Linked DNA regions of Homo sapiens: region 1 is linked to region 2. A link is an interaction called in ENCODE POLR2A ChIA-PET data of the cell type or tissue named here. Cell type or tissue: PC-9. All regions are shown on one strand.

Region 1 (5,000 bases), 450 kb after region 2:
TCTCCCCATATTTTCCAATCATACAGAAATCATCAGTACTTTTTTAACACAGCCTTTTCATGTGTTAAGCTTCAACCCATGCAACCTATGACCTTTCCACCCCAAATATATTGCTCCTTTGAAGATCCACCCTATCACTTACTTTCCTTGATTATTAGCACTTTTCATACCATGTTACATGCTTATTCCTCCAGCCTCAACTCTTTAGAAACCAAAAGGCATTATTCTCTTTGCTATCCTTTATACTTGGCATGATGCCCGAGGTTGGGCCAAGCTTAGACCTTAGACCATTTCTTCACCAAATTCAAATGTCTCCCATTTCTTTAGTAATTGGTATGGTTTGGGTCTGTGTTCCCCCACAAATCTCGTGTTGAACTGTAATCCCCAATGTTAGAAGAGGGGCTTTGTGGGAGGTGACTGGATCATGGGGGCAGATTTTTCCCTTGCTATTCTGGTAATAGTGAGTTCTCACAAGATCTGGTTGTTTATAAAAATGTGTAGTACCTCCCCCTTCATTCTCTCTTCCTCCTGCTCTCGCCATGTAGGAAGTGCCTGCTTCCCCTTTGCCTTCTGCCATAAGTTTCCTGAGGCCTCCCCAAAAGCCAAGCAGAAGCCGTCATGCTTCCCGTACAGCCTGTGGAACTATGAGTCAATTAAACCTCTTTTCTTTATGAATTACCCAGTCTCAGGTACTTCTTTATAGCAGTACAAGAACAGAGTAACACAGCAACACATTTCTAGTTCTGTTACTGCACTCAAAAAATCTAAGTTTAATAAATTGTGCATTAGTCATAATGGAGGACAATTGGTTTTCAGATTATTTTCCAAAAATTTATTGTGGATCAGAAGATAACTGGATTTTTTGGATGTGTGCTTCTCAACCAGCAATGTAAGTTCAATAGGTCTTTGGGTTACAGCAGTGTCAACTCTTAAAGTAAACTACGATTTTTTTTTTTTTTTTTTTTTTTTTGAGGAAGTCGTCTTCTGCTTTGCCAGGCCACTGGTTATACATGATTAGGGGACACAGTGTAATAATGAGTCTCCTTGATAACTAGTAATAATGAATCCTAATACCAAAATGCCAATACCAAAAACAAAACACCTCACAGTAGAATGATTACTTGGGGAAGCAGACTGAAGAGCATAGGAACTAGTTACTACTCTCTTTTGTATATTGAAACTTGAAATTGATGCAAAAGCAATAAAAATATTCTTTAAAGCTAAAAATGTAGTTGCTGGGGATAACAGAAATAAAGTCATACAGCTAGTGTGAAATAACTGAGACAATTTATCTATTTAAATATAATGGGCTGTCCTATGAAGAAAAACATATCAAAAGAGTGGCTTTTAAGCATAGATTAAAAAAATTGGTCCAGATTCCTTTCAGTTTCAGGAAAAAAGGTTAATCATGTATTTTAAAACTGTTAAAACTAGGGACAAAGAAAACACACTTGGCATTAAAATGTCAGTAAGTTTTTGAAAAAGATTACCTTGGAAAAGCAATTTTTGTGAGTAAATAAATTTGCTGTAATAGTATGTTCTATCTTCTTCATATTAGCAGTCTCCTATTTCTATAGGATTTGTTTAAAAAACTTCAACAATTATATCAAAGTTTCAAAAAGTTCAAAGCCTTAAACCTCTTGTTGAAGAAAGCAAAAGAACCATTTTGTCAAAACAAACATAAAAACTCAAATTCTGAAATCTAAATGTTATTCCAAGACTATGATTGACTTCCTCTATCTCGCCAACACTTTTAACTATTTAAAAATTGTCTTTTTCGTTGTATTCCGTTTTAAGCTGTTATGATTTTATATATCACCCCAAAATACTCTAAATAATTTTTTTTTTTTTTTGGCAGGGGGACTGGGTCTCATTGCTGCCCAGGCTGGAGAACAGTGGCGTGACCACGGCTCACTGCAGCCTCAACCATCCTGGCAGCTGGGACCACAGGTATGCACCATCATTCCCAGCTTTTTTACATGTTATTTTTATTTGTAGAAATGGGTTCTCCCTATGTTGCCCAGGCTGCTCTCAAACTCCTGGGCTCAAGGGATCCTCCCACCTTAGCCTCCCAAGTAGCTGGGACTACAGGCGCATACCACCATGCCTGGCTAATTTTTAAAAGTTTTTTTAGAGATGGGGTCTCACTGTGTTGCCCAGGCTGGTCTTGTGGGCTCAAGCGATCCTTCTGTCTCAGCCTCTCAAAGGGCAGGGATTACAGGCGTGAATCACTGCAGCCAGCTCTTTAAACAAATTTTAACATACTATTAAATTATCAGTAAATAGGTTTTAACAATGTCAGCTCCTTTACTTCATCTTTCTGTTCAATTAATTAAAACCATTCTCTAATTGATTTTGAATGATTTAATGTCATTTGATCCTGATACAAATTTATTCCAAAAATGCAATTTTGATGAGAACATTAGAATTTTAATTAACATGGACTTACTAAAAAAAGTAGTTCAATAGGGGAAACAAAGGAAAGAACCAAAACACTGTTCATGTCTATCCACTCATGTGTGAAAATGTAGCATTCAAAAATGACAGCACATTTGAAGCATAATTATAGGGACACCATAGTGGTGGAAGAAGACAGTGTAAGAAAGACAACTGTCAGAGTGCGGTACTCTGGAACATCAAAAGGCTATATTCGTCATTGATGGCTGTTTCTTTGAGAACTCCCAAACTATGTAAGTTTCTGAAACTGCTCCAGGCATTCAATAAAGCAAAAAGTACACTTATAAAAGTGTTTAAAACTTTGTGATTTTTCAAGTATATTTTATAGTTTTATCAAAAATATATCTAAAGTTTTTTTTTAAGTAGCTAAATTTTCAAACTGCACAATGACAAGCTCTTAAATGGGGGATTCTGGTCAAAAGGCATTTGGTCAGCAAAAACAATTTTAGATACTGTAGTTTTCTGCTACTAGTTAACACACTTGAAATTTATATGATACACAATTGTGCTCACAGAAAATATATTCCTCAATCATGGTCTAAAGCCAGAAGGTTATTAGTACTGATGCCAACGACCAAAAGTAGGGCCTTTCCTGTCATTTCTCAGGCACCTGCTTGTCATTTACCCTCAAATGACAGCCTGCGGACAGCCAGGTCCCTTGGGCACAGAGTTCTTGATTCCAACGTTTCAATTCATTACACTAGTCAGCCACTATTTCCCGCAACACACTTTCAAACTTTTTCTAACTTCACAGAACTTCCCAAAATGTAACTTCTTTCAAAGAATGGCAAACTGAAGTTGAATAATTCAGTCTTAATTTCTAGTTAATATTAATCATAAAATATTACATTTTTATATTGCTAATTCATTTTCAAGTAGATTAATTTCTACCCATGTAGCTGCAGAATTAGAAAGGCAAGTCTCTGTAGAGCTGGTTTACTAAACAGCTGAGGAATGATGCTCGAAGTACCCTTCATTATCCCAAAGCATTTATTACATAAGAAAACATTATGTAGACTTTATGTGCATATTATCTATAGAGAACGTAAAGTAGGTTTTACTAAAATTAATGTCACTACACATCACAGCTTACGTTTTACAATAAAAAGAGAAATCAAAAATAAAAAAACAAAGGATACAGTTAGCACATTATTCACTTGTTTGCTTGGAAAATGCAATGAGCACACACACACACACAAACACACAAATCGGTATTTGTAGACCTGCCTTTGTAATTTAAAATGTTAATGAAATGTAAATTTTTTCAGTACAAAATTCATGACTGTTCATCCCTAGGCTGCATTGTGTCCAACCTTGTAGGAGTCCTTTTTTAAATTTTATTAGTCCCAAAAGTCCCTCATTGTCCCTTTCCCTTCCATCCTACCAGCACCAAAGAAAATACATTTGACAACCACAATTGGATCGGTGGCAGTAAAACATAAAATAATTTTAATTTAGAAAACAACACACCCCTTGCACTTTTTGTAACGAAATTAAGTTTTTAGGTTCCAAGCTATTCATCATGAAGAGAATGTGTTTAATCTGATGTGAAGTTGGCTACCCAACAGTCTAGTCAGGCTGTAGAATGTTTAACTCGGGGTCTGGTAGGCTGCCAGCCATTCTAAATGTTTTCACACGGACAAGCAATAAATAATTAAATGTCTAAGTCACAGTTCTCAGATTGGGCAGTAGATAGAACTAAAACTTAACCACTTACAGAGACAGATAAACAATTTTTGAGTGGCTGGAATCCAACAATTTACCTTTCAGTTCCCCAGGCATAGGCGATGCTCTTTCAGTTACAGTGAGCCAGTTGTGGTCATGCTTTCTTACAAGGATTCTAAATGATCACTTTTGGGATTTTTAAAAATCACTAACAACCTGCAATGGAAGATAAGTGATAAACTTCCTAAGCCTTATTGTCATTATAAAATTAGGTTAGAGAGGTAAGGGAAGACATCTTTTTTTAAAATTTTAAAAATAAGAATAGAGACAGGTTCTTGCTATGTTGCCCAGGCTGGTCTTGAACTCCTGGGTTCAAGTAATCCTCCCACCTCGGCTTCCCAAAGTGCTAAGATTACAGGTGTGAGCCACCACATCCAGCCGGAAGATATAATTGATAAAAATATTGAAAATATACATGGTCTTCTTTCCTTCCTCCCAATTCTAACGTGGAGGGTAGAGCCAAGTGTAGTTTTAAAACCAAACTACTGGGCTGGGCACAGTGGCTCACGCCTGTGATCCTAGCACTTTGGGAAGCTGAGGTGGGTGGATCATCTGAGGTCAGGAGTTCGAGACCAGCCTGGGCAAGATGGTGAAACCCCATCTCTACTAAAAATAAAAAAATTAGCCAGGCGTGGTAGCAGGCGCCTGTAATCCCAGTTACTCGGGAGGCTGAGGCAGGAGAATTGCTTGAACCCGGGAGGCAGGGGTTGTAGTGAGCCAAGATCACACCACTGCACTCCAGCCTGGGTGACAAACTGAGACACCGTCGCAAAAAAAACAATTAAGCCCATATTAAAATTCTAATTTACTCATCAAAA
Region 2 (5,000 bases):
TCTCACTATAAAAAGAATAGTGAAGTATACAGATATTTACCTACTGAGTTATGTTTGGGCTGATAAAAATGCTCAGATGTCCTTTAGTTTCTCTTTATTGTATTAGTTTAATTTTTGAGACCTGTCTCACTCTGTCGCCCGCCTTGGAGTGCAGTGGTGCAATCTCTGCTCACTGCAGCCTCAACCTCCTGGGGCTCAAGCAATCCTCCCACCTCAGCCTTCCCAGTAGCTGGGACTACAGGCATGTGCCACCATGCCCAGCTAATTTTTTTAGTTTCTCCTTTAAATGACTGTTTGTGTAAGAATTGTAGGACTTTGAAAAGATTTGAGCTTTGAAATTTCTCTAGTATAATGTGAGCACATGATTCATATGAATATTCAGTTGCAGAAAATGTTTTTGTTCTAACTTGTTTAATGCCTGCTCTGATCTTAAAATGATCTCCTTAACATGTATGTATACACAAGTCTCTAAATACCAGGACTGCTGTTACCCAAAACCCACACTATCAAAGATATTGCTCGCTTCATATTTTCAAAGTCAGCTTTTGGAGGACAGGGACAATGGTTTCTTGTAATCTGCTGAGGGAGTCAACCCCAGTGAGGCTGTTCCTTCTCTGTAACCAGCTGCAATTAGGATTTCTACTGTCCTTGCATGGGGCATCCATGGCAAAGGTTGACTTGGCCATGTGGTTAGAACTGGAAATTCAGTATTTTCAGTATTTTCAGTTGCTCCAGTTGTTTTTGCTCGGGCTACTAATCAATACCAAATCTAGTGCTATCTGAATAAAATAAGATGGCATAGCAACTACCCCATTCTTGCTAACAACTCCAAATGACAACATGGTGGCTCACATCTGTAATCCCAGCACTTTGAGAGTCTGAGGCTGGCAGATTGCTTGAGCTCAGGAGTTTGAGACCAGTCTAGACAACATGGCAAAACCCTGTCTCTAAAAAAAAATACAAAAATTAGCCAGGCATGGGGGCGTGCACCTGTAGTCCCAGCCACTCGGGGGGCTTAGGAGAGAGGATGGCTTGAGCCCGAGTGGTTGAGGCTGCAGTAAGTCATGACTCCGCCACTGCACTCCAGCCTGAGTGAGAGTGAGACCCTGTCCCCGCCTCCCCAGAAAAGATAGTGAGGCTTTACTTGAGTGTGCTCCAACTCAACCTCAAGGTGCCATGCCACCTTGTAAGAAAGCTTGTTAAAAATAAGTGTTATTAGCCTGGCTGACATGGTGAAACCCCGTCTCTACTGAAAATACAAAAAATTAGCTGGGCATGGTGGTGGGTGCCTGTAATCCCAGCTACTCGGGAGGCTGAGACAGAAGAATTGCTTGAACCCAGGAGGGGGAGGTTGCAGCGAGCCGAGATTGCGCCACTGCACTCCAGCCTGGGCAACAAGCAAAGCTCTGTCTCAAAAAACAAAAAACAAAAAACAAAAAAACCCCCCTGTTATTATTATAAACAGAGCTACAGACTGTGTAGACATCGACACAGTGCTGATTTAAGTATCCTCACTTATTGGGGTCAAACATTTGTCTTTAGTAAAATAAGGGCACTGTATTTGATTCTAAAAATAAATGGCAGGAGAGCTGGGAATGGTGGCTGACGCCTGTAATCCCAGCACTTTGGGAGGCTGAGACGGGCGGATCACTTGAGGTCAGGAGCTCAAGACTAGCCTGGCCAACATGGTGAAACCCTGTCTCTTCTAAAAATACAAAAATTAGTTGGGTATGTTGGTGCTTGCCTGTAATCCCAGCTACCTGGGAGGCTGAGGCAGGAGAATCCCTTGAACCTGGGCGGCAGAGCTTGCAGTGAGCCGAGACCACGCCACTGCACTCCAGCCTGGGTGACAGAGCGAGACTCTAACTCAAAAAAAAAAGAAAAAAAAAAAAGAAAGAAAAGAAAAGAAAGAAAGAAATGGCAGGAATGCGTTCTGTGATTTCAGGATTCTCTAGTGAGTGGGTGGAGGTAACAACCAAGTTAGGATACCATTAGCAACTGAATCAACTTCAGCAAATGGCTCTCTAAAACTACACTGACTTGGCAAGATCATGTCAAAAAAAAGAGGTTGGGCTGAAAAAAATTATTTCTCTAAGGAAAAGTGTGAACAATTAGTGCCAAACTATTCACATAGTGGAAAGTTCCATGCTTTTGGAAGATGACACACTTGGTAGTTTCTAAGACTGATCTAATCAGCACATTTCATATATATTTTTTTTCTAAAAGAGACTTAGAGTTCATGATTCTTTTAGTGTAGATTCTAACCATTTATATCAAATGGAAAAAGCAGGGATCTATTCAGTTGTGTGTCAAATTCTTAGGATCACTGAATAGTTCTGACTTGAGACAAGAACAATATAAGGCCAAGAAAACGGACTGTTTCAATTAAGCTCAGCAGAAAAAAATACACATGAGCCAAAACAGAACGACTTAATACTTAGCAATCACTTAAAAATTTGTAAGCTCAGTCTGAGTCATTAAAAAAAAGTAGGCCAAGAAGCTTGAAGGAACACAGATTTACAAGTAAAAGAGGCAAACACTAAAATAAAAATGTTTAAACCCTGCAGTGCTAAACTACTTTCAGATAGCTTTGTAATAAGTGAAATTTGGAGAATTATATAAACCCCTCACAGATAAGCTTGGACAAAAAATAGGTGAAGGAATATTTGGCAAACATGAGCATGCATAAATCAGCTGCTCCAGATGACACATGGCCCTGGGGAATAGAATTTGACTAATATGCTTACTGAACAATGGTGCAGTAAAAATGAATAATTATTTCTGAAAAATTACCTTGCACTCAGGGGGATGTCAGAAGACTGGAACAAGGCCAACAACATGTGATAGTGATGCAGAGAGAAAACAGAAGGAAAGGGTAGTGAAAAATTAGTGTATGAGATATGCAATTGTCAGCTTGAAAAATTGGGAATAACTATTAGGAAAGTAAAATTGAGTTTCCAGAAAACCAGGGATAAATAAACAAAGGACAGTTTGCATTTAAATGATCACAGACAAATTCATGAGATTATCTTAAAGATTGTAATACTGTTGTTGTAATTAAGAATACAAAGGGATGGGGTAGGGGGTGGATTGAGCTGAATGCGCAGTGTCTTGGGATTTTATATTCACTGTTAGTCCAAAGAAAGCTGAAAATGATCAGAAATCACAAACTAAGGGGGCATTAAGCCCAGCCATGGGAAGGTGTTTCAAAGAGTGTCCTAACAATCACCATCACATTGATCTGAATCAATACTCTGACTGATGACCTAGGAGCAAGTGTCACAAAATTTATGGATGACACTGAGGTGGGGAATGCCATAGAGGACAGAGGCAAGAGGAGGGAAAAAATAGGTTAGACATGGGTACATCTGCAATTAGAGAAAATCCATGACAAAGACATGAACAGACTGGAGTAATTTAGAAGGCAACACAATTTCGGAATGAGAAAATTCAACATTAATTTACACTGAGTAAGAATAGGGGTCAAGGTGGAGAAGGCCATTGGCATTTGCAATTGCATTTAAATCTGTATTCGGAACACGTGACCCAGAGTGATGTTTAACCCGGTAAGAACCCCCCTCTCCCATCAGGAATAAATCAGGGGGAAAGCAAGTGGAAGTAGAGGGAACTGATGGTCATGAGCCCACCCAGGTGCCAGCTCCTCTAACGTGGTTCTCACTTGCTACTCAGGAATCCTGTGCTGTAGGAATCATTAGCACTTCATAGGTGTGGATTTGGAGTCAGATTGTCCTGTCTGCTACTTTTGTTTTTAAATAGAGATGAGGGTCTCACTATGTTGCTCAGGCTTGTCTCAAACTCCTGAGCTCAAACAATTCTCCTGCCTCAGCCTCCCGAAGTGTTATAATTACAGAAACGAGCCACCACGTCTGTCCTGTGTGCTACTGTTATCCGAAGGTCAGTTGCCCTCATGGCTGGCTCCCTTCCTCACTTCTTTCTGGGTTCTGCTGCTTTCTTGGCAAGGCCTGCTTATGTAGAACAGCATCTCCTTACCTGCTTTATTTATTTCATGCCACTTATTTCCATCTGATGTACTACATGTGTGCTTATTTACTGCCCTCTCACTGGAATATAAGTTTACTGCAGAATCCCCACAGCCTAGAACATGCCTGATATGTCATACACATTTGATAAGTATTTGTTATTAAATTATACTCTTCCCAGGAATGAATGTTTTCTTTATGCTACCTAAGTGTAAACTCTTAATTCATCTACCAGGAGGCTACCTAGCTTGGAAAAGAAGAAAAAAAAATCACACTATACAAAGAAAACGCTGAACAGAGAACTTCCAAGAAGTAGGAAATATCTTGCTCAATTTTTTTTTTCAGAACATTAATTTACTTTCACTGGACAAGGAAAATCTGTTTCTGTAAACCACTATTTTTATTAATAGAAATTCCCTGCCTTTGCTAAATGGTAAACAAATGTTAAGAATTTGAAGGAGGATCACATCACTGGGCTCCTTTGAGATCCATATGCCTCAATTCAACCCTGTCAACCATGCCAAGAAAGAAGAGAGCAGCTTATGTCCAAAGAAACTGGGAAAGAAAAAACAAATCTCCATGATGCTTTCTTTAGATGACACTAAGCAACTGAATGGGGGATTAAAAAACAAAAACAAACAAAAAAACAAAACAATAAAAACACCACCACAGTAAACAAACAGAAAAAACCAAACACACATTGACCTCATCTCTGGGTCTTTTGTAACTGAAGAAACAACACCTGAGTTACATGGAACAAACACTTTATCTTAGTCTTCTTCACCTTCACTGTCCTATTTTTGAACCCTAGACACCACACCTGCCTAGCTGTCATTGGGCTTTTAAATTCTCTGAAATAGACTATCTAGGTGTTTGAGAGCAGTACATAGAAATTAGTAAGCACCTGAGAGGTGCTGATTTCTCTCTCTCTCTCTCTTTTTTTTTTGAGACAGTCTCACTCTGTTGCCCAGGCTGGAGTGCAGTGGTGCCATCTCAGCT

Evidence for each region. Peaks named below come from ENCODE experiments on the same cell type or tissue, not always from the same donor. Only the 100,000 strongest peaks of a DNase experiment are listed, where the experiment ranks them.
Region 1: POLR2A ChIA-PET joins it to region 2 with 5 read pairs; 2 of 35 experiments call an interaction of 5 or more read pairs at or near these places.

Annotation. Positions count from the first base shown.
Region 1 is chr4:53,993,986-53,998,985 of GRCh38, forward strand. No RefSeq gene overlaps it. Among named protein-coding and RNA genes, the nearest start is that of CHIC2, 68 kb to the right of the region's middle. In PC-9, no CTCF peak of the experiment used is centred here; no DNase peak of the experiment used is centred here.
Region 2 is chr4:53,539,268-53,544,267 of GRCh38, forward strand. The region is part of intron 2 of LNX1 (ligand of numb-protein X 1); the gene reads right to left. Among named protein-coding and RNA genes, the nearest start is that of LNX1-AS1, 42 kb to the left of the region's middle. In PC-9, no CTCF peak of the experiment used is centred here; a DNase peak (open chromatin) is centred at 2,444; H3K27ac peaks cover 596 bases.